Linked DNA regions of Homo sapiens: regions 1, 3 and 4 are each linked to region 2. A link is a contact called in ENCODE Hi-C data. All regions are on one chromosome and are shown on one strand. Each heading gives the region's core, a stretch centred on a gene start or an enhancer-like site at or near the end of the contact. The rest is flanking DNA. Distances are from core to core; before and after follow the strand shown.

Region 1 (2,700 bases), core at 39-2,538, 3.6 Mb before region 2:
CAGCCCGTTTGAAATGGTCTCTTGAGCCCAGTGCGCCTGGCCTGTTCCCGCTTAGCCTCACTTAAATCTCCTCGCGAATCTGAGCTGGCCAACTTCCTCTGGGGGAAACTGCTAAACTCAGCTCCAGTTAATATTGTAGGGCTGAGGATAAAATAGCAACGGTTTTGAATAGATGTTGACTTTTCCGACCCAGAGGAGCGGAACTCAGGGATTGTTTGCAAAAGCTAATCGTTTCCACAGTGAAGCAGGGAGAGCCTGGTGCGCTCACCGCCGCCAGCCCCTCCCTGGAAGCCAAGCTGCGGGAAGACTCTGGGACTCAGTTGCCCCTCCCCATCTCTGGCCTTTAAAAGAGTCCTCCCGAGAACTTGGACCAGTGGCCGCCAAACCAGGGCTGCTTCCCAGACTCCTGTCTCCAATCTTGGAGTCTGCGACCTCAGGTTCGGCGCCCACTAGATCTCGAATCCAACTTCTTTCTGAAATGTGTTTAGGTTGAGAGTTCCGGGGCCTGGGCGGGAGTTTGGTGGGGAGAGGGGAGTCTGCTATTTAAGGCGCCATACATACACAGAGACAGCCCGCCCGACCTCCTAACACTCAGGAAAAGTCAATTTCCAAGCATCTGTTCTCAATAATGGTGGCAGGGAGCAGGGCACTGTGACTCCCAGCATCTGAGGGAATACCCGCAGCAGCGCTACCAGAGCGCATTTGCTCTATGCGCTGGAGGTCGGGGTGGGAGGGTGCGCAGATCAAGATCTTTTTTTGCGAACCTCAGGGAAATGACCGTAGTTGGACTAAGAGGTCCACTTTGGAGACTACCAGCAGCCCTCCAAGCCCTGGCAGTGGAGAAGTTTCGTTGCTATGGTTTCGGAGAGGCATAAAAGCCATCACCCAGAAGCAAATGTGTTTGGGCTCCTTATATGTGTTGTCACCACCCAAGGCTAGGCAAATTCCTCGGCGCTTTGCATGCATCACTCACTCCCTGACAGAGCATCTTGGCCTTAGTCTCCCCATCCCAGGAGGCGGGTGTGCGCTAAGGGAGCGAAGTCCAGCCGGAGGCTTCGTAACATCCAAGTCTAGGGACACCAGGAATTCTCTCGCTCTAGCTCCTGTGGTCCAGGGGTGGGAGATGCCCCCGAGTGGCCGCGGCGGCCAGGAGCGTGCAGGGGCCACGGGGAAAGGAGCGCGGCGCCTTTAAAGCAAGAGGCGAGGAACCCCCGCCAGGAGGCGTGTCTGTCTCTGCCGCCGCCGCCGCCGCTGCTGCTCCTCGGTCACCGTCTTCGCCGCTGCCGTCACTCGCGCTCGGCGCCGGCGGCTGCGCTGGTCGGTCTGGTAGCTGGGGACTTTTCCGCCCGACCTCCTCCGGCTGCTCCTCCCCGAGGACCACCCCACCCCCTCCCCGCCCACCTCACCCCTAGCTCCAGGTAAGGACTCCCCGGCTGTGGGCTGCACTCCGGGCTCCTTCACGAGGTGTTTGTTTTCAAGAGGACGGGAGGGACTGCGGGTGGGCGAGGGGCATTTTCCACCTGGAGAGAAGGAAGAAGGCGAACAGTAGCGCTGCGGACGTCCGTGCGCTCGGGGCGCCCGCTGGACGGATTCACTGCGAGTCTTTGTCGGGCTTATCTCAGCCAATTCCCGTCAAGCATGCAAGTGGCTCTGTTGGCTGCAGTCGCCTATGTTCTCCACATAAAATGATTTAAGAAGTGGACGTGTCAGGAAGTGGCCTCAGCTACGGGGACTCACGCGAGGCGAAGAGAATGAGACAGATGGCAAGAAGCTGTGTGGCTGCCGGCGGGTCTGACGAACTCCCCATCCCTCCTTCTGCCCACCCATCCTTCCATTAACCCTACTCCTTAGTTCTGCGCTGAGGAAGTATATTTATTTTAACCGGCACCCGTATTAAGAGCTTCTGAAAAAACTTGGAGGGCGTCCCATTAGGGTAAGGAGTGGGCAGTGTTACCAGGGTGGATCATAAACCTCAAGAACTTTTAACGAACCACATCCTCTGATATTTTTACCTTTAAGGAGATAGAGTTTCTTTACCAAACAACACGACCGAGCTGAGGCTCCTTAGAGAATAATTTCCAATTTAGGCAATGGGGAATATTAGAAAACTTACTATTAGTAGCCTTTTGGTAATGCACAGATTATCTTCTATCGTTTATTCATCTCCATACTGTAAGTATTCTGTCATCAGAAATTATCTTATGGATTGATGATTATTTTCATTTCACGAGAGATGATTGGTTCATTTGAGTCTTAATTAGTCAGTTTAGTTACTGAAATAAATGCAATTGTATTTCAATCTTGATTTGTCTTAGTTCATTACTTTCTAACTTTATAGAGTCTATTCCTGTAACCACCAAGGCAGCCTATCAACTTCCAGTGGCCTTAAAAACTTTTGAGTCAAACAAACAACAAAAAATTGAAATGCACAAGAGCAAGGTGATAGAGAATTGAGCAATGTTTGGAAGTCTTATCTGTTTGTTTTCTCCTATTTAAACCCATTGAAAATCACACAGGCTGAAATTTAAAAAAAAAAGTTCTGGGATATGTAAATTTATTCCACTTCAATTTGTTAATTAAGATACACTTATTTTAGTGTCTAAAAATTAATCAAAACTCTAAATGTCATTAATCATCAATGCAGCAGAATGTTGCTGGAACAGCTGATAATGTGTTCAGAATCATAAGGGATACCACAGC
Region 2 (2,700 bases), core at 69-2,568:
GTCTGGTGGTGCATTTTAAGGTTTTAAAATAGCGATATTTTATATTTTAAAGGAAATAAAGTCTTTTTAGTTAATCTATAATATTTATTATAGTATTCGATAAGGGCAGAAATACTGTTGCCAGCATCTTGTAATCAATCGTTTGAACCAGTTTGAAAGGTAAAGGGGGTAGGCATTTTGAAACTGGGGGTCAGTTGAGGAAGGACAGTAGGAGCTTCATCCGTTGTTACATTTTCGTTTATTCAACTCTTCTAGCCATTGGTAGTGGACTTTTAAAATGTCAGGGTACAAGTCAATATGATATGAATTTACCTTTTTTCTCCCACTTGTCCTTCTTTCTCCACCCCACCCCCTGCCCGCGCCGGCTTTTTTTCTCTCCCACCTCTTTCTTTGACTCTGCTGCCGCCTATCCTGGCGGCTCCTCTTCACCTCCCCTGCCTGGCGATCCCCTCCCCCTCCTGCCCTATGTCCTCCAGCTCTTGGGGAACAATCGCCACTGATTGAGGTTCACTCTATGTTAGGCTGGAAAACTGGGCTGTTATTTAGGAAGTCATTAATCACATCTCCTCCCCCGGAAAGAGATGGCAGAGAAACCTGTGAAGTACAATTCCTTACCAACCCCCTCTAAAATTTTCCAAAATGGTTTACCTAAACACAATTTGACTATATGAAGGTGAAAACGATTTTTCTAGTAGGATTTTATTTTAAATTTGAAAAAATTTCGGGCATAATCAGGTAATTTATGTGCCTCTGCCTTTTCCTAGGTGTATGTTTTCATTATCTAAAGTTTCATGGGGATGTAATTAGGTTTAATTAGATCTTTTATAAATTATATATTTTCCTCTAAGAATTGAATTAAATATGAAATTAGCGTTCCAAGCAGGTTTACTGCCATGGAATAGCTGAATTCTTAAGGGGAAAAAAAGCGTTAACATCGGTTGTTTTATTTAAACGACCCCCTCCCATGATTTTAGTCAGGCTTGTGTGTAAGGCACGCGTGTGCACATATATGACTGCCTTTTTTTCTAAATCTATGATTCACAAGGTCCCTCCATTGTGTTTAAGTAGAAGCACGAAATCAGCATTCTGATTTATCCTAAAGAAGCGTTCCAAATTGTCTTTAAGATAACATGTTTGAGTTTTTCGTGTTCATTCATAAATTATTTTGATGTCAGCATAGATGAAATGGCGATTGGTTATCTCTTCCTCTTGCCAGCCCCTTAAGGATACGAGGTGAAATTAGTAGCAAGAAAGCATGTAATTGACAAAGTCACGTGTGCTCAGGGGGCCAGAAACTGGAGAGAGGAGAGAAAAAAATCAAAAGAAGGAAAGCACATTAGACCATGCGAGCTAAATTTGTGATCGCACAAAATCAAGATGTTAGATTGATGCAGAAGATCACTCCGTTCCAAAGGGAAAGTTTTCATCTCACGAGTTTGGAGCTGAGGGCCCGTGGGGCAACATGGCCGAAGGTTAATTTTCTTTTCTATTGTTTTACTGTGAATTTCTTTCTTCTTTTCTCCTCCCCCTCCCCCTCTCCCACCCTTCTTAGACCGTCCCCCCCTTCCCCTTTTACCCCAATACTGGGCATTACCTCCCAACCCCCCATCACGCAGTGGGGCTTTCTGCAAACCTATTGTTATAGATCTCCAAAAATGTTTTGTACCGCCCACACTGATTCACAACTTGAAAAGCTTTCAGGGGGCTATTGTTTGAATTGTGTGAGTGTGATTAAGCGCAGTTTCAGTTAGTGATTCCAAGAAAACTTTTATACACCTGCCCCCTCCCCCATTCCACCCCAACTTTAATTGAAAGTTATGGGGGGGAGGGGAATGCACATTGCAAATAACGCTGGATTCAGTGCTGCCCCATGTGCCTTAACTAGTAGCTCTAAACCATCTTCACGATTTCTCTTTCCTCCTCGTGCCCGCCGGAGAGAATAGTTTCGCTGAAAATTTCTCTTTGTCAATGGGATCAGTATTAAATCAGCAATATACAAGTAAAGTATCGCATGCTGTAATGTAAAATGTGGCTGAAAAATGGAGTTAAATGAATAAGTACACGTATGTATAGAAACGTGGAAGTTGGTGTGATCGATAGAACAGTGTGGCTTCCCCCTCCCCCGCTTTCCTTTTAACCCTTTTCATTTTAAGTATTTTCTGTGGAGAAAAGAAATCAAACCATTAAAAAAAATTTTTTTTTTCTGTTACCCTTCCCCCCCAACCCCAGGCAGGCAATTTTTTTTTTTTAATCTTTGAATGCACATTGAATGGGAATACAGACTGACTTTTTTGTCCTGTTCCTTCTCAGGCGGGGCTAGCAAAGGTGGTGGAGAAGAGCCCGGGAAGCTGCCGGAGCCGGCAGAGGAGGAATCCCAGGTTTTGCGCGGAACTGGCCACTGTAAGTGGTTCAATGTGCGCATGGGATTTGGATTCATCTCCATGATAAACCGAGAGGGAAGCCCCTTGGATATTCCAGTCGATGTATTTGTACACCAAGTAAGCCAAACTTTTTTGTCCCCCTCTTCATCTTTTTCCATGTGGAGGAGCTGATCGGTAGTTATGCCAATAGACGTACGATAAGATGTCCTTCGGTATATTGAAAGACAAAATCTTCCCTGAAATCACTAGGTAGTCCAACGTTTAGGGTACGTGTATGGGCCTTTTCCTGGGTTTTCTGTCTAAAGAGAAAAGAAAATAT
Region 3 (2,700 bases), core at 133-2,632, 4.5 Mb before region 2:
CTGAGACTCATAAAAGGGTAATCAATTTCAGCTTTTCATCTTGTGTGCTGTGTATATATGCTTCTGTGTGTTTATTTCCATTTTCATTCAGAGGTATAAAATGTTTTAACAATGTGCACCATGCTCTTTTTCCTTCTATTAATCATGTATTTATCCTCATTACATCTTTTTAAATGTGATGTAAAGTTGATCATCTAATTATACAGTTCTGAAGGAGTATGTAAAGTCAGGAATGACAGAATCAACAGAAGAAGAAATGTACACTTATCTACTGGAAAACAAAACAGAATATTTCAAAATGACTCCAAACATAAATTAAGTTTACCCATTGGGAGGTCTAACTTGCATTTGGATCATTTATATGGGTCTGTGTGACTATATACCCTGCTGTTTGATAAAAAATGATTACTAACCACAGGCACCCACCAGAGAACAGAGTGTATGTGTAATGCTTGTGATGTCTCAGACATACAAAGCACCTTCTTAAAGAATGTCCGTTTCCTTTCCATGGTAAGCGGACATAATTTTTCACCCTTTAATACTACTGTTTCACGGAGGGGGCTATTTTATGTATTATGCTTTGCCATTCTCTCTTGCATTTATTTTAATAATATGAAGAACTGTATTCATGAAATTGATAGTTTTGTTTCATGAAACCCAAAATGTTGGTGAATTTTGTTTTGTATTAAAATACACAGCCTTCTTGATATTACAAGAATTATATAATATTAACACCGTTTACTAAGATAAAAAAATTAAAAGATTATTCCTAATTGCCAGCTACTATTCTTGAATGTTGAATCCTCATCTAAGCCAAATTCATTTTCTAAGTCTATTGAATTAAATTTTTTTATTAAACAAGACACAGAACAAATAGTCTCACTGCCAAGCATAATATTTCCAACTACTACATTTTTAATTTGGCAATTTAAAACAACGTGAAACGAATCTAGTCCTTATCACCTATAGTATAGTCTGATTCCAAATAGCACCCCTTCACCAACTTCCTAATGTCTAAATAGCATTCTACTAAGTGCCTGGTGTGTCAACACTTCCAGCTTCCAAAGTAAACAACCCATGAGATCCCCTAAAATCACAAGAATTTCAACCTCTACCAAAAAAAGCGTGGGGAGAGCGCAACAGCACACACAAGAGTTCTTCATAAAGGCTTCAACCCTAAGCAATTCAACTTCCACAAACATTGTACAGAACACGCTTTCTTCACCAGCCGCACACCAGGCCACGTGATGAGCCTGCAGGGCCACACTGGCAACCAGAAACGATTATTGTTTCTAGAAAGAATAAGGCTCAAATGCAGGCCTCTGCAGCCTCCCTGTCATTCGCGCCCGCAGGTGGCACCCAGAGCTCCGCTCCTCACTCAGTGAAGCAATTACGCCCCGCGCGGGGCCTGGGCGCCGGCCAAGACTTGCAGCGTTCTCTTGGGTCCCTTAGCTTTCTACGAGTTAAAGTCAGATCCTCCTGGTCACTTAAGCCCCCTTTGTGGTTCAGGGGGGAAGCCACTCTCTCAGAACTCTTAACTTTGATTGGAGACTCTGGTTAAAATTAAGAACTTCAAACCCCAGATTTGAAAAAATGAAACAGATGTCCTGTTTGTTAACCATAAATGCCTCCGTACTTAGATCCTTTCCTCTCTCTCTCTTTCTTTCTGCCGCATTAAGTTTTATTTAATGCAGAGTTCGCTTAAAAGGTTAAGAGAGAAAAAGAAAGAGAAGAAAGCAAATATGGACTGTGATGGAAAAACTCCTAAATCTTTCTCTAGAATATAACGAAGAAAACCTCTTCAAAAAGATGAAAGTGTTCGATCTGCCTCCTCTTGGCGCAGCCAGCACTCGAGGGTCAAAATGGCATTCCCCGTGGCCCGAGCCTTGTCTAACCCGGCCGTGCCGCCACCCGCACTCTCGCAGAGAGCAGGGTCGCCTGGGGTGGGTGAAGGGGTCTCAGTCTTGCACTCACGTGAGGACATAGTTGACGCTGACGATACAGTGTGGCCTGGAGGAGCGACTGTTGTGCACGATGGTCGCGTAGCTCTGCACCCATACCCAGCCGCCGTGTTTCGCCAGGAACCTGTAGTACTTGGTGGTCACCTGTCCCTTCACCAGCACTGACGGAGAGACAGGAGGCAGATGGTGGTGAACCAGCCTGCCTGGGACTGGCCCCAAATGCAATCCCTGGTGGTAAGAATTGAGGGCTCCCTGTGGGCCCTAATAACTGCACCAGGCAGGAGAGAGAGAGAGACGACAGGCAAATTCCCAAAGGAACTGATTGTCCCGTGGTATTGCATCGAGCCCTCCGGTCACCCTTCTAGGGATGATACAGGGGTGGCCAGATGTCTTCACCATTAGCAAAGGGAGGAACACTTAGAGTTTGGAGGTTTCCTCCAGATTCGCTTTTCTAACTACGGAAGTAAGGCTCTGGGCAGCTGAGCTCCGGCGCTCACGATCCCTGCCCGGGAGATTACGCTCAAAGCAAAGCTGTATCAAAAGCCAGGCGAGTCAACGCAAGTGAGCGCCAGCCTTGGTTTTTGTTCATCTTTAGTGTGGTTCACAGATGTGAAAAAATACCAATAGGAGAGTAATATACCTTCGCCGGGGGCGGGGGACGTATTTCGCCCAGAAATGCTTCTTCCGCCTATATTAGCGGCCCGCGGATGTTAGAGAATTTAGGTGGGCCCAGTGTCGG
Region 4 (2,700 bases), core at 153-2,652, 4.5 Mb before region 2:
CAAAACCAAAAATAAACTTTCAATTAGAGATCATATTTGGCAAAAACATAAAACATACTTTGAATAAAGAGGCTGAAGTATTTGCACCAAGAACAGTGTATTGATGGCAGTAAAAGACCAGCGGGGGTGAACGGAAAATATGTTCTTTGAAAATTCGGGATGCAGTATAGGAAAGTTGCTGATCCACCGAATTTGGGCGATCCACCGAATTTGGGCAATCCTGAGGGTCGTTCAGGGTATCAAATGCCAGTGGGACCCCTGAGGAGCCAGCCTTTTCTTCTACTGCCAGCTGCGAACCCTGGTCCTCGGAAAATCGACATAATAATCCCTGACGTTTGCTCTTCAGTCTCGCGGCATTTAAGGTATCTCCGAGCCCCTTTGGGAAGAGCAGGAACCCCAGACAACTCTTTCAAGGCCCTGTGAAGACAACAGCATCAGAGCATAAGAGATCAGCGGCTCCACAAGTACTCACACACTCGTCCCAATTCCAAAAACACGGCCGGAAAGGGCCTCAGTGCGCCTAGCCAGGCGTTTTGGGTTTGTTTTTAAAGAAACGGGTAAATCGGCAGCGAGACAGCCCCCTGCAAATAATGCTGGCATTCCCTCACCCATGCCAGCCGCATCCTCCAGACCCCTGGGAAGTTGCCCAAACAACAAAATACATATTTCTGAAGACCCGCAAGGGATCTTCCGCCGCGGATCCCCGAGTCCGCGCCCAGGCCGGGCGCACGTCCCAGGAAAGCAGGTTTCCGCAAATCAGAATTCCTCCAAGGCGAGGCAGGGGCCTTTCAGCTCCCTACCTTGGCAGATCTGGACCTTGGCTACCTCTTTAACTTGGGTCTCAAGTCTGAGGGATTCCTCAAAAAGTGACACTTACACACCAAGTCTCTCGGGACTCCCAAGGCGACCCAGCGCTCTGGCTGCCCAGCAGGGGCTGCAACAAGCGGGGCCCAGCAGCGCCAGGTTAACAGGTGGCGCGCTCGCGACAGCCCCTCGCAGGCTCCCCCGGGGGTGGGAGGCGCCGCGGCCTCTCCCACACCACCGCGGAGCTGCGGGGCTGCTGGGCGGGCGCGGGGCGTCTTCTGCTTCACCTACCTTCAGTCCCCACAAGCGGCAGAGGTTTCGGGGGCGCCCATCTCTTAACTGTTCTCATGCCTACCGTCCAACCCAGCGACACCGCCGGCCTCTCCGCTTCCCACCGGCAGAGAGGAGCAGAGCATTCCCGGCTCCCTTTTCTGGATCATGAATTGGAGGAGGGGTGCGTGGCAGAAAGAGGAGGATGCAAGCTTTGGGACGAGTGAGGTGATTTTAGAATCCTGGTCCTCCGTAGTTGCTACGAAGCCAGTTCACTATTATTCCTAATTGGAAGCCGAAAACTGCCCCCCGTAACTTCTTTATAGCTTAAGGGTTTAGCTTCAACTTCACTCCGGGGCCGCCTCTCTCCCGCCCTCCCTCAATGCCACTCACAAGCCCCCTCGCCTCCCATTGGCCTGGCGCGGCCAGGGGCGAGGCGCTCATTGGCCAATAGGGCTGAGTGACACGAGTCGGCCCCGAGCCGCCCTCCGCGCGCCCAGGCTCCGGGCTCTGAATCTTACTACCCGCGGGACCGCTGGACTCCTAATGAGCTCAGGGTGCCGGGTCGGCGCTGTCCGGTTGCCGCCGCTGCTCGCGGCCTCCTGGGCCTTCCCGACGTCGTGCGCGACCCGCGCTCCTCGAGCTCCCTGGGGTCGGGTGGTTGAGCGCTCAGTCCAGCGCGGCGGCCCAGCAGAACCGGGAACGTCCGGAGGCAGCGGAGGTCGGGCCTGCGGGTTAGGTCTACCGGCGGAGGAGGCAGGGTTCGCCCAAAGGCCCATCCCGCTGGCAGTCGCTGGCCGACGGCGTGCGCGAGGCCGGTTTGGGGAGTTATTTTCTCTTTCTCGTTTCTCTGAAACCATGGCGACACGGAATTCATTGCCAGAGGAAATAAATACAATAACTGTCTTTAAATTAATCCCAAAGAAGTGCGTCTTTTTCGAAATGGCTTGGGTTTGGGGCTGATTTTTTTCACCGTGGAAACTCGGCCGGGGAGTTTTCCTATGGGGAGCAGCTAGGGGGACACTAGGGGAAAAGCTTACATTTCAGGGCAAAATAGAATGATTGATATAGAGATACATAGCTCCCAACAGTCCTTTATCTTAAACATTAGCCAACTCTTTGTCGGGTTTTGTTTCAGGAAACAAAAGTCCAACATGATTATTCCTTACAGAAAGGATACAGTCTACATGAATGAACTTAACGATGCTCGCGGTTCCCTAATAGGAGCTGTTTAAACAAACGCTCACCAGGACTCTTGCTGACTAATTATCTTTTAGAGACCCTCTAATTTGAACCGCCTTCTCTTTCTCTCATCTGAGAAAACACAACAGGTAGCATCAAGAAAAAGTCAAATTGTCCCAAAAACAATTGTTGTCCTCACGAATCACCCCCTACAGACTCGACTCCCGGCTTGGTTTTGGTACGCCGGTGACCAGATTCGGCTCCTAGAGGTGCGTTTGGAGGGAGTTGTTTCATCTACCATAAAAATCAGTGAGAACACCAGTGACGGGGCACTCATCCTCTCGTTTGTGGCGCTAATTGCCACTGAGAAAATAAATACTTTGAAGAGGGGTGTGTGCCATTCTGCTGATATTCAGAACAACTTTAAGAGTGTTTGTTCAAAAA

What was found. Hi-C counts contacts between places; a loop is a spot of excess contacts on that map. Pooled maps may share reads with other maps.
Region 1: a pooled map shows a loop between it and region 2 (16-fold over the local background). The contact joins the promoter of GRIK2 here to the promoter of LIN28B in region 2. A Hi-C loop is called at or near these places in 2 of 37 single-sample maps with no recorded cell type and 7 of 50 pooled maps.
Region 3: a pooled map shows a loop between it and region 2 (16-fold over the local background). The contact joins the enhancer-like site here to the promoter of LIN28B in region 2. A Hi-C loop is called at or near these places in 1 of 168 maps with a recorded cell type or tissue (sigmoid colon), 3 of 37 single-sample maps with no recorded cell type and 11 of 50 pooled maps.
Region 4: a map of naive thymus-derived CD4-positive, alpha-beta T cell shows a loop between it and region 2 (29-fold over the local background). The contact joins the promoter of SIM1 here to the promoter of LIN28B in region 2. A Hi-C loop is called at or near these places in 3 of 168 maps with a recorded cell type or tissue (ascending aorta, naive thymus-derived CD4-positive, alpha-beta T cell and sigmoid colon), 8 of 37 single-sample maps with no recorded cell type and 16 of 50 pooled maps.

Annotation. Positions count from the first base shown.
Region 1 is chr6:101,392,420-101,395,119 of GRCh38, forward strand. It overlaps GRIK2 (glutamate ionotropic receptor kainate type subunit 2), which reads left to right and starts at 1,289. Exons shown (of 17, transcript NM_021956.5): 1 at 1,289-1,418.
Region 2 is chr6:104,955,789-104,958,488 of GRCh38, forward strand. It overlaps LIN28B (lin-28 RNA binding posttranscriptional regulator B), which reads left to right and starts at 1,319. Exons shown (of 4, transcript NM_001004317.4): 1 at 1,319-1,472; 2 at 2,311-2,498. The coding sequence starts at 1,463. RefSeq lists enhancers at 332-1,269, 1,270-2,207.
Region 3 is chr6:100,445,294-100,447,993 of GRCh38, forward strand. SIM1 (SIM bHLH transcription factor 1) reads right to left here. Exons shown (of 12, transcript NM_005068.3): 9 at 1,975-2,122. Among named protein-coding and RNA genes, the nearest start is that of SIM1, 18 kb to the right of the region's middle. RefSeq lists enhancers at 819-1,501, 2,184-2,700. Within about 2 kb of position 1,383, at least 2 of the 41 ENCODE cell types and tissues checked have a DNase peak (open chromatin) inside an H3K27ac peak, as active enhancers do.
Region 4 is chr6:100,463,519-100,466,218 of GRCh38, forward strand. SIM1 (SIM bHLH transcription factor 1) reads right to left here and starts at 1,403. Exons shown (of 12, transcript NM_005068.3): 1 at 1,096-1,403; 2 at 1-417.